2 separate regions of the Homo sapiens genome follow, and region 1 is linked to region 2. Evidence: chromatin loops called from intact Hi-C (ENCODE). Cell type or tissue: Calu3. All regions are shown on one strand. Links, peaks and the distances in the headings refer to the core of each region. The heading gives the core; the rest is flanking DNA. Region 1 overlaps LOC105374217 (a long non-coding RNA gene). Region 2 has its middle 44 kb from the start of FNDC3B.

Region 1 (5,389 bases), core at 280-5,279, 52 kb before region 2:
CTAGGGAGAGAAAAAAGCTTCCAGATGCAGGGCTCCAAATGTGAGGGTTTTTTTCCCTTTGGCATTTTTTAAGCTTAATAATTACACTGGACATATTTATTCAGAAGAAGGCCCACAGTTTTCATCCTAACAGGGACTTCATTAAAATTTCCAAGTAACAAATACATCTTTTCTCTGATGCCTGGGTTCCATGCCATTTACCTCTATCTTAAAGAAGTTACCTCTGAGACCTTGAGTTTCAACTCTGACTAGAGATGCAAGGCGATAGGGAAAGGTCCTTTTTTCCTCTCTTTTTTCTTAGCCATGGTGCAGAATAATAAAAGAAAAGGAATTCCTAAACTCTTGAACTGTTAGCAAACTTCTTTTAATTATCTCTAGTTAAAGGGCAACTGAGAAGACAATTATAAATGTCAAGAAGATTGTTCAACAAACTTTTATAACCCACAGCACACTTTTATATTTTTAAAAGTGATTAAAGCGTTCTAATTGGTATCATTTTCTATTTCAGAATAGTACTTTCCAAGACTTAAAAAAATGCTTCAGTTTATAAGACCTGTAATCTAAAATTTTCACTAACCATAATCAGAATAATGTATGGGAAATACTTAGTTCATATATGGAAAATCATCCACATTTTAAAAAAAAGTTTTGAAGAAACTTTTTAAAAAGTTGTAGCTACTTATGTTTGATTAGAAAAACATTTCTCTTGTGTGTGTTGGTAAAACAGACTAAGTTCTAAGAAATCTTTATGGCTATATATCTTACATCTATTGATAAGCAAGCATGAAGATACTTAATTCAGGTAAAGGGCTTTAGCCCATTTTTATTCTAATGGGAATAATACTAATGTGTATATGAATCCATTTTTGCTGCAGTTGGGCTGGGGCCAGAATGATATTCTGTATTTCTAACGAGCTCCCAGGAGATGCCAATGTTGCCATCCTTGGACCACGCTGAGTAGCGAGAATGCAGAGGACAGCATGTCTACCTTTTCCTGAGCCTCCTTTCAAAGGATGAGATACGGGAATACTGGTATCACACAGCCCCGAGAATCCTGAGGTGGGAGCAGGGGAGGCTGAACCCTCTAGATGTACCCTGAGTATGTTTTTACAGTGGGTTCAAGTATTTTAATCTGCTGTTCAAAAAATACATGAATTCGTCCTCAGTTCAAAGCCATAGGCTAGCTACTGTATGATGTGACACAATTCTGTATAACATAAATACAGTAATCTCATTAAATTTAACATCTGTGCCCTAATCATCACCTCTTTAAGGACTAAAATATTCTCCAGTGTTGTTGCTTTCTCCCCACTGTTTGAGGGAAAAAAAGTAAACCTATAGAAAAGTTGAAAGAATTACATGACAACTTTAAACCCTTCCCCAGATTTACCAATTATTAACATGCTGCTGTGCTTTCTGTCTCTCTCCTTACCCATCTATGTGTGTATATATATGTGTGTATGATAAATATTTATTTAGTTTATTTTCATGTTTTTATCTGAATAATTTAAAAATAAATTGCAGCTCTCCATTGCTTTTTATCATGTTATCATTTGTTTCTGTTAACAAGTTCGGCTGCAAACTGAATTGCTGACTGAGAGTCATGTGTGTGTGCAGGAAACCAAGGTGGCTTGGAGTTTCCCAGACTTTTTAGGTTCACGTTTACAGAGGAGAAAGCAAATGGTGGAAACTCTTGTTTCTCTTTAAAAATCTTTGACAGTTCATCCTTATGTTCTACCCAGTTACCTCACTCCACACTGCCTTTATGATCCCACTAGTGACCACCAAAGAGAGGGAATCTAAGAGAGAAAGCAGAGAATAACTTATTCTGCTAAACCCAACACAAATGAAAGGTGAGTTTGTTTCTTTCTCTGAGAGTTCGTATTTGGCTAATGAATTTTTGGATCTATGCTAAAAAAAGACAAAATCTCAGTCTTATTCCAAAGTGATTAAAATGATGGCCTATGCAAATACACGGTGACATTATGAAAGGGACATGTTAATGATTATTTAATTTATATGTACCTGACGACACCTTTTTATTCCCAAAAGACCAGAAGCTAGCCCCATTAAAAGGTCTCTAAAAGATTATTTCTGAGAGTTTCCCAGAGAACTGGTACTTCACTTATTCACTTAATCAACCGTCATTTAAGTTACCGGCACACAGGATACAAAATGGACAAAATCCATCCTACTCTTATAGAGTGTATACTCCAGCACAGAAAAAGATCCTGTATAATTAATTGACATGATATTGGGAGATTATGATGATGGAAAAAGCCAGTGCCATATATAAAGAGAAGTGCTAATGAATTTTGCCTGGGGCTTGAGCTGGTGTAGTTGTGTGTATAGATATTATGTGTGGGGGATGTGTTGTGGGTACTGGGGGCTCCTCCAGGAACCAGGTCAGCTGTGAAGGTAACCACTTATGCCAGCAGTCTCTGTCAGAGGATAGGTGGTCAAATGAAAGAGTCTCAACATGTAATGTGAGAATCTTACTAAAATGCAGACTATGATTTAAAGGCCAGAGGAGCACCCTGAGAGTCTGTATTTCTAACTAGATCCCAGGTGACACTCAGGTTGCTTTTCCAGGGACAACACTGTGAGTAGCAGAGGTCTGGTAAAATAGGTGGGGATTTTACATCAGAGAGAAGGAAGGGTTTTTTTCTTTTGTTTTTGTTTTTGAGACGAAGTTTCACTCTTGTTGCCGAGGTTGGAGTGCAATGGCGCCATCTGGGCTCGCTGCAACCTCCGCCTCCTGGGTTCAAGCAATTCTCCAGCACTTTGAGAAGGGAGGTGTTTTAGGTTTTTTCGTTTGTTTGTTTGTTTGTTTGTTTTGAGACGGAGTTTCACTCTTTTTGCCCAGGCTGGAGTGCAATGGCACGATCTCCACTCACTGCAGCCTCCACCTCCTGGGTTCAAGTGATTCTCCTGCCTCAGCCTCCCAAGTAGTTAGGATTACAGGCATGTGCCACCACGCCTGGCTACTTTCGTGTTTTTAGTAGAGATGGGGTTTCTCCAGGTTTCTCCATGTTGGTCAGGCTGGTCTTAAACTCCCAACCTCAGGTGATCTGCTCGCCTCGGACTCCCAAAGTGCCGAGATTACAGGCGTGAGCCTCCGCGCCCAGCCTGAGAAGAGAGTTTTAATCCTGCCTCTACCTAGGATAGCTGGTGACCCTTGAGTAAATGACTGAACTTCAGCTTCCTTATCTGTAAAAATGGCCATCATGTTATGTACCTTACAGCTTGTAAAGATTGAATAAGAATGTAAATACATGGGTCGTGACCAAGTAGAAGTTCAATCAAAATTATTTCCTTTTCCCTCAATTTTGAATATACAATATATAATTGCTTTAGAAAACAGATTTTGTTCCAAAAAACAAAATTCACTTAGCCTGTATGAATCCATTCAAAGTCTCATGACCCTTTTTCAAAGTAAATATTCCTGATATGTATTTGTTTTTATAGCAAATTAAGACTTTAAGATTTCCCTGAGGCAAAAACAAAACAATGGCCAAGTCAGATAAGAATACAGGAAGTATTATGCCTAGTCCCATAACCTATCCACTAATCCACTCAACCTTCTCCTTAGTGAAGTGATGTAATTGATGGGAGAAACATGGGCAATTCTGGAACTTTCCAATATAGCCAAGGGAAAAGGACCTGCAATAATGTAGTTTCATAAACCTAAGAAGATTTCTTTAATGTACTTGGGAGAAGATAATCGGAAATAAGCAGTAAACACCTAAAACCACATTTGCATAAGGTTTTACTGTTTCATTTTCTCATATAGTATGTAATTTGAGCCTCAAAAAATCTGATTTTTCAGGAAAGTCAGGTATGTTGCAAATGAGGAGACTGAGGCCCAAAGAGGTGAAGTGATTTCTTCACTCTACTACAAGTTATTGAGTAATAAAAAAGCCCTGCCCAAGATCGCCTGCTTTCACCATAATCTACGCTTTTGTTTTGCCAGGGGTGGGAGGTTAAGGTGGGGAGGGAGATGGGGGAAAGCAGGATAACGGTTTGTGTTCATGGGCAGTGAGCAGCAAAGAGGCTCTTAGAGTGGAATGCTTCCTCGGCTCAGAGAGTGGAATGCTTCTTTTGCCTTCCAGTCAACTCTGGCTTCAATGATTTAGTGCCTGTGTTCTCAGTGACATTTGTTGGGGTGGAGTTAAGTAAATCACGTTGAAGGGGGAACAAAATCTAACATGATTTATTTTTTAAATGTTTTGGAAAATTCACAAGTTTCATTTTTGGATTCACCCAATAGTTTTCTTGTTTTCAATATGCCTTTTTTCTGGCTCCAGTTCTCTCCTGTTTTCTCTATTGGCTTCTGATAATATTCCAATTTAAGGAAGTTTGACAGATTATTAAAACACTTACATGAAATTCAGATTTTTGTCCTGAATATTGTTTAATATTTATTGATACTTGGGAAGCATAAAGTCATTTTAATGAAGAACATATAAGGAATAGGATTAGCAGTTTATATTTTAAGTAAAATTCCTATTTTACTTATCACTATCACACATCATTTTGATTGGCTTTCTCTGCAGATAAAATGTGTCCTACTAAAATTAAAAGATAACTAAACTTTAGAAAGCAATACTTTAGAAGACTCAGCAGCATATGCTAAGAGGAGCCAGTTTATTTTATTTTATTTTTGAGGCTGAGTGTCTCTCTGTCGCCCAGGCTGGAGTGTAGTGGCACAATATCGGCTCACTGCAATCTCCTCCTTTCGGGTTCAAGCGATTCTCCTGCCTCAGCCTCCCAAGTAGCTAGGACTACAGGCATGCACCACCATGCCCAGTTAATTTTTCGAATTTTTAGTAGAGCCGAGATTTCACCGTGTTGGCCAGGCTGATCTCGAGCTCCTGACCTCAAGTGATCTGTCCTCCTCGGCCTCCCAAAGTGCTGGGATTACAGGCATGAGCCACCGCACCTAGCCTGGTTTATTTGACCTTTTATTACCCACGCATCTTTCATTGTTACTTTTATTTTCTTTTGAATGTTTTTGAATTTAAAAACTTTTAAATACATTTTTAATTTTTACGAATACATAGTAGTTATACATATTTATGGGGTACATGTGATATTTTGATACAAGTACAATGTGTAATGAGCAAATCAGGGTAATTGGGGTATCCATCACCTCAAACCTTTATCATTCATTCCTTGTGTTAGTTTAATCGTTACTTTTTTTTTTTTTTTTTTTTTTGAGACGGAGTCTCGGTCTGTCACCCAGGCTGGAGTGCAGTGGCGTGATCTCGACTCACTGCAAGCTCTGCCTCCCGGGTTCACGCCATTCTCCCGCCTCAGCCTCCCCAGTAGCTGGGACTACAGGCGCCCACCACCACGCCCAGCTAATTTTTTTTTTTTTTTTTTTTTT
Region 2 (5,389 bases), core at 148-5,147:
AGGTGGTTTAATTCTTTAAATCCAAAGTTTTTATTAGAACTTTCCTTTTATATGCTCCTCTATTTCTAGAGTCTTTGTTTAGTACTTATGTTACACACTCCCAGCATATCATTGTCCATTTTTTTTAATTAGTTATCAAAAATTCATTGCTCATTACGGCTTTCGCTCTTCTTCTTTTTATTAGTTGTTGCTTTTATGAAGTTTTTTTTCTAATATTTTTCCCAGTTGAGTAAGGTTCATGACTTCTCTGAATCCTTACAAACCTTCAAATATCATTCTTTCACCCTTACAGGTGAAATATATCTTGGAGTCGAAAACGTACTCCACTGACTTCTAGCTTCCAATGTTGCAAAGGAGAAATTTCAGTACCAGTCTAATTTCTTTTCTTTTATAAATAACTTACAAGCTTATACTCAGAAAGAATGAGATTGTTTGTCTTTATCTTTGGAGTACAAAAATTTTATTAGGATATATATAGCCATAGTGCATGTATATATATAATCCTTTCTCAACATTTCTGCCTGAAACTTGGCATCTTTTCTTCAGTCCAGGTAAATCTTCATTTCGTTTGTTTTCATGCTTCATTTTCTTCTTCGTGCACATCATTTTTTCCTTCTGGAACGCCTATTGTTTGCATGTCGGTTCTCTTAAACCCCTCCTGCATCTCTCTACTCATGCTTTACTTTCTTTCTCTCTAAGCTTTGAAATATTTCTTGCATCCAGTTTCCAGGCTACTAGTTGGATTTCAAGCGTAACCATTTTCTTCACTATTGAACTTTACATTCAAAAGCTGTAAAATTTGAAATTGGAGCCTAAAATGCACCTATAATTCACATAACGACATTTTTAGAGGAAAATCTATGGAAATAATTGTTGCTATGTGTAAAAGTCTTGTTTTTAATATATAAATTAACATTTTAAATTTGCTTTTGGGAAAAAAAATGAAGAACAGCTAGATTGTGGTCCCATTTACAACTCTGTCCAGCATGGAGAAACCCCGTCTCTGCTGAAAATACAAAAACTAGCCAGGAGTGGTGGCGCATGCCTGTGGTCCCAGCTACTCGGGAAGCTGGGACAGGAGAATCGCTTGAACCCAGGAGGCGGAGGTTGCAGTGAGCCAAGATGGCACCATCGCACTCCAGCCAGGGCAACAAGAGCGAAATTTCATCTCAAAAAAAAAAAAAAAAACAGAATTTAAAAGTTCAAGAAATGCTGCTGGTCTGAAATATGCATTAAAAGCCACACCTTAGATATCGAACTCAGAATCTTGTTAAAAATCAACAAGAGATTGACAAACACTCAAGGTACAAATTACAACACTATAATAATTATTGAATATTGCCAAGTTGGAGAAGGAGAGAGAAGCAGAGAGAATAAGGAAATGTACACAATTTACATGAAGTGTTGAAAATCTTTGAAGTCCAGGTAATACCAGTTGATCTTATTAAAGCCACACCCTTTGAAATCACAACAGAAGCAGATGAATTTTCCAGAGCATAATTTTTAAGGAGAAAACCCTCTCTACATTTTTTTTATTATACTTTAAGTTTTAGGGTACATGTGCACAATTTTTAATGTTTCTGAGAACTACCACACACACATACTAAGCTATATACATGCTGTGACTATTTTTATTTTTAAGAGGGGGTGGCAGTCAAGACAATGTGGTTTCTTTTACAGGTAACACTACAATTCAATTTTAATGTCTTTTTCCCTCTCATGTCACCTTTATTTTTTGGTTCTTTTGAATAACAAGGAAAAAGATAAATCGAGAGTCATAAAGAGTTCTTTGGGGTAAACTGAGGGGATATAACCACCTAATTATGAATTTCCTGAATGTGCAACTTGACCAGCAGCAACTGGACGTGATTAGTATGGTGGGCCTCACCTCCAGCTGTTCTACAAAAACAAGTCAGTGAAGGATTTCCAAGGCACATTTTCCTCTGGACTTGTTTTAAGTTTAACAATGCAAACAGTGCGTGTTGCTCTTTTTTTTTTTTTTAATAGGTGACAGATTGTCAGAAAAGAAACAAGAGTTTTCTACAACAAAAAACTGGCTTATGGAACATATACTTCTGCTTGAGTTGAATGTGTTGGGCTGAGTGTAAGAAAATGCAAGCTGCAAATCTGTCTTACATGTGGAACCAAAGCTGGAAATGTGTGCTTTAGAGGCAACTGTAAAATTGTATTTCCTTCTGGCATATGGGCCAATGATTATGTTGTGTGAGTAATGCATAGATGTAATCCATGTGGTAAGCTTTGTGGATGAAGAAAATGTCAGTGTTATTGGCTGAGGCTTGGCAAGCATTAGCCATGTGTTTAGAAAAATTTACATGGCCTGAAACAATGCAAAAAATGTACTGTCCTGTTTGTCAGCTTGTGAACATAGCAAAAAACCACAGCACTCCCATCAGCACAAACACTGAGGGAGAAAATCTCTCTTGCTGTTTTCCAGTTTATGTTTATAGGAAAAGGATGTTTGCCTTACAACAAGGGGATTTATGCTTAATGGATACTAACTTTTACCAAATCACAAAATCTAAATAGGCATTTGTAGAATGAGAGATCCAAAAACTCTGGCAATATGATATACTAAGGGGAAAATCAGAAATCTTTATAGATTTTACTATTACTGTGTTCAGATCAATTTTTAATTGCTTTTAGCTATGGCTTCTTGAGCTTCAAAATAATTGTGGAATGTCTTCACTAAGTACACAGTAGCATAAATTCTACAGGATGTTGTACAGCTCTGTAGAGGGAAAAACCACCATGAAGATAAATGACCTTGGAGGACCCCATTAATCTTTGTAAATAGCAAGATGTTATTTAGCCATCTATTTTTTTCTTAAACCCAAAAGCATTTAAAAAACAGAATATTTAAGTTATAAAAGGCCTTAAAAGTGACCCAGAGCTGGCAGAGGAAGGGAGCCTTAACAATTGGTGGGGGAAACTGGGAGTGAGGGTGGATAGTACTCAAAAGGATGCTGTCTTTGACTTTAATTTCAAGGTATTACACAAATTGCCCTCAGATGTTTCAATCTCTTCTTTCACAGGGCTTCCTCTAATGTTTTTTCATCAGTCTTATCTGCCATATCAATATAATGGCTTTTAAATTTTTGCAAAGGGAACTTCTGCATCTACCTGTGAAGGATAAACTGATACAAGAATCACTTGCCTACCATAAACAACTAGAAAATAAGGCAAAATATATGAAAGGACAATTTTCAGATATTAGATATAAGGCGATGCAGAACTGAATTCCTGAATCTCTATCATTATCCTAGAGTACTGCCTTGAGGAAAATTCCAAGAAATAGCCAAAAGAAAATGAAGTCAGAGTCTTGTTCAGTTGAGGAAACAAAGATCAGTATGAGTAGGCCAAAGTAGCTATAACTTAAGGGCAGAGTTCAATAGAGAGAGAGCTAAGCAGCAGAAGGGGTCTAGAAATCTGCATGAGAGTCCCCTTGAATTTTTTGTGACTATCAATTTCTGTATGTGTAATGTGAAACTCTTTGTTGGGCAAGAAAATCTTCTGAGAAAAGACTAATTACTGAGAAACTGTAAAATGAACAATTCCCAGAAATCACACAGGATCAAAAACCTTTGTGGATGGAGTTTCCTTCATTCAAAGTGAAAAAATCTTGTTGAATACTTAGCCATTCAGTAGAGACTTGAAAAGTGTTATGCCTTAGAAGTGGGACTAAATTAGCTCTAGAATTTACCATTCTAAAACCTCCCTAAAAGAGTTTAGAAACAGGCCTCACAAGAGATCAAAAGTAACCTTCAAAAGCTAACTGCTCACGAAAAAGTCTTAACACTCATTAAAAGAGTACAACAAAATCCAGCACTAAACAATGTAAAACACACAATCTTAATCCAATTTTTAAAAATCATCAGACATGCAGAAAGTAGGAAAATGTGACCCATAACCGAGCAAAAATTTAGTAAATGGAACCCAAAAATGACAGAGATAATGGAATTAGCAGACATGTATTATAGCTATTATAAGTATGTGCTCACAAAGATATAGGAGAACATAAATATAAGGAAGGAAGAAAAGAAAAATATTTTAAAAGTCTCAGCACTTCTGAAGATGAAAAATATAATATTTTAAGTAAAAATTTCACCTAATAGGATTAACAACAGATTAGATACTGCAGAAGAAAAAATTAGTGAGCTTGGTGACTGCAACAGAAATAATACAACATGAAGCAGAGAGAGAGAAAAAAACTTAAAAAAAAAAAAATCCTTAGTGCCTTGTGGGACAATAACAACCGGTCTAACGTATGTATAATTTTGCCAGCCAAAACTTTTCCAAAGTTGATGAAAACTATAAATCCACAGGTACGAGAAGGTCAATGAACCAAAAGCAGAATAAATATTTTAAAGATGTACCAAAGAACAACATAATCCAATTACAGAAAACCAGTGATTTAAAAAGTTAAAGCAGACTGAGGAAAAAGGATACATGAGTAAGAAAGATAACAAATAAAAAAATGTAAGCAGATTTCTAGTCTTTGCAAGCCATTATGACATCTTCCAATGATGAAGGAATTAAAGTCAACTAAGAATTCTATATAGAGCATAAATACCATTTGAAAATCAAGATAATATATGAACTTTTTTAGCAAAACAAAGGCTGAGCTAATTGGTTGCCAGCAGACCTGAACTATAAGAAAGATGAAAAGAAGTTCTTTGGGCAAAGGGAAGATGACAGAAATTTGAATCTACACAAAGAAATGAAAAGTGCTGGAAACAGTAAATGTGTAGATAATATAACGGATTTTCTCCTCAATTTTTATTTTATTTAAAAGATAATTGAGTATGTAAAGCAAAAATGATAATGTGTGTATATCAATTTGTTTATAATATCTGTAGGAGTAAATATGTGTCATCAATAGCACAAAAGAAGGAAGGGAAAAATGGAAGATTATAAGGTTTTTACTCTATTTGTGAAGTGTTACACTACTATTTCAAGATACTATAAGCTAAAGATGCATATTGTAAATCCTAGAGAAATGCCATTAAAAAAAAGAGATACAGGTAATAGGCCAATAGTAGTGGTAAAACGACACTCTAAAAAAAGTAGTGAATCCAAAATAATCCTGAAGAGGTGAAAAAAAGGAAGAGAGAACAAATGAAACAAATAGAAAACCAACAACAAAATGGTAGATTTAAACCGACTGTATTGATAATTACATTAAAAGTAAATAGTCCAAATGTGTCCGGAATTGGTGGGTTCTTGGTCTCACTGACTTCAAGAATGAAGCCTCGGACCCTCGTGGTGAGTGTTACAGCTCATAAAAGCAGCGTGGACCCAAAGAGTGAGCAGTAGCAAGATTTATTGCAAAGAGTGAAAGAACAAAACTTCCACAGTGTGGAAGGGGACC

The links. Hi-C counts contacts between places; a loop is a spot of excess contacts. Peaks named below come from ENCODE experiments on the same cell type or tissue, not always from the same donor. Only the 100,000 strongest peaks of a DNase experiment are listed, where the experiment ranks them.
Region 1: it touches region 2 in a loop (4-fold over the local background); 2 of 110 quality-filtered maps call a loop at or near these places.

Annotation. Positions count from the first base shown.
Region 1 is chr3:171,940,730-171,946,118 of GRCh38, forward strand. LOC105374217 (a long non-coding RNA gene) reads left to right here. Exons shown (of 4, transcript XR_924718.4): 1 at 1-1,853. Among named protein-coding and RNA genes, the nearest start is that of TMEM212-AS1, 43 kb to the left of the region's middle. In Calu3, for the core only: no CTCF peak of the experiment used is centred there; a DNase peak (open chromatin) is centred at 2,712.
Region 2 is chr3:171,992,942-171,998,330 of GRCh38, forward strand. No RefSeq gene overlaps it. Among named protein-coding and RNA genes, the nearest start is that of FNDC3B, 44 kb to the right of the region's middle. In Calu3, for the core only: no CTCF peak of the experiment used is centred there; no DNase peak of the experiment used is centred there.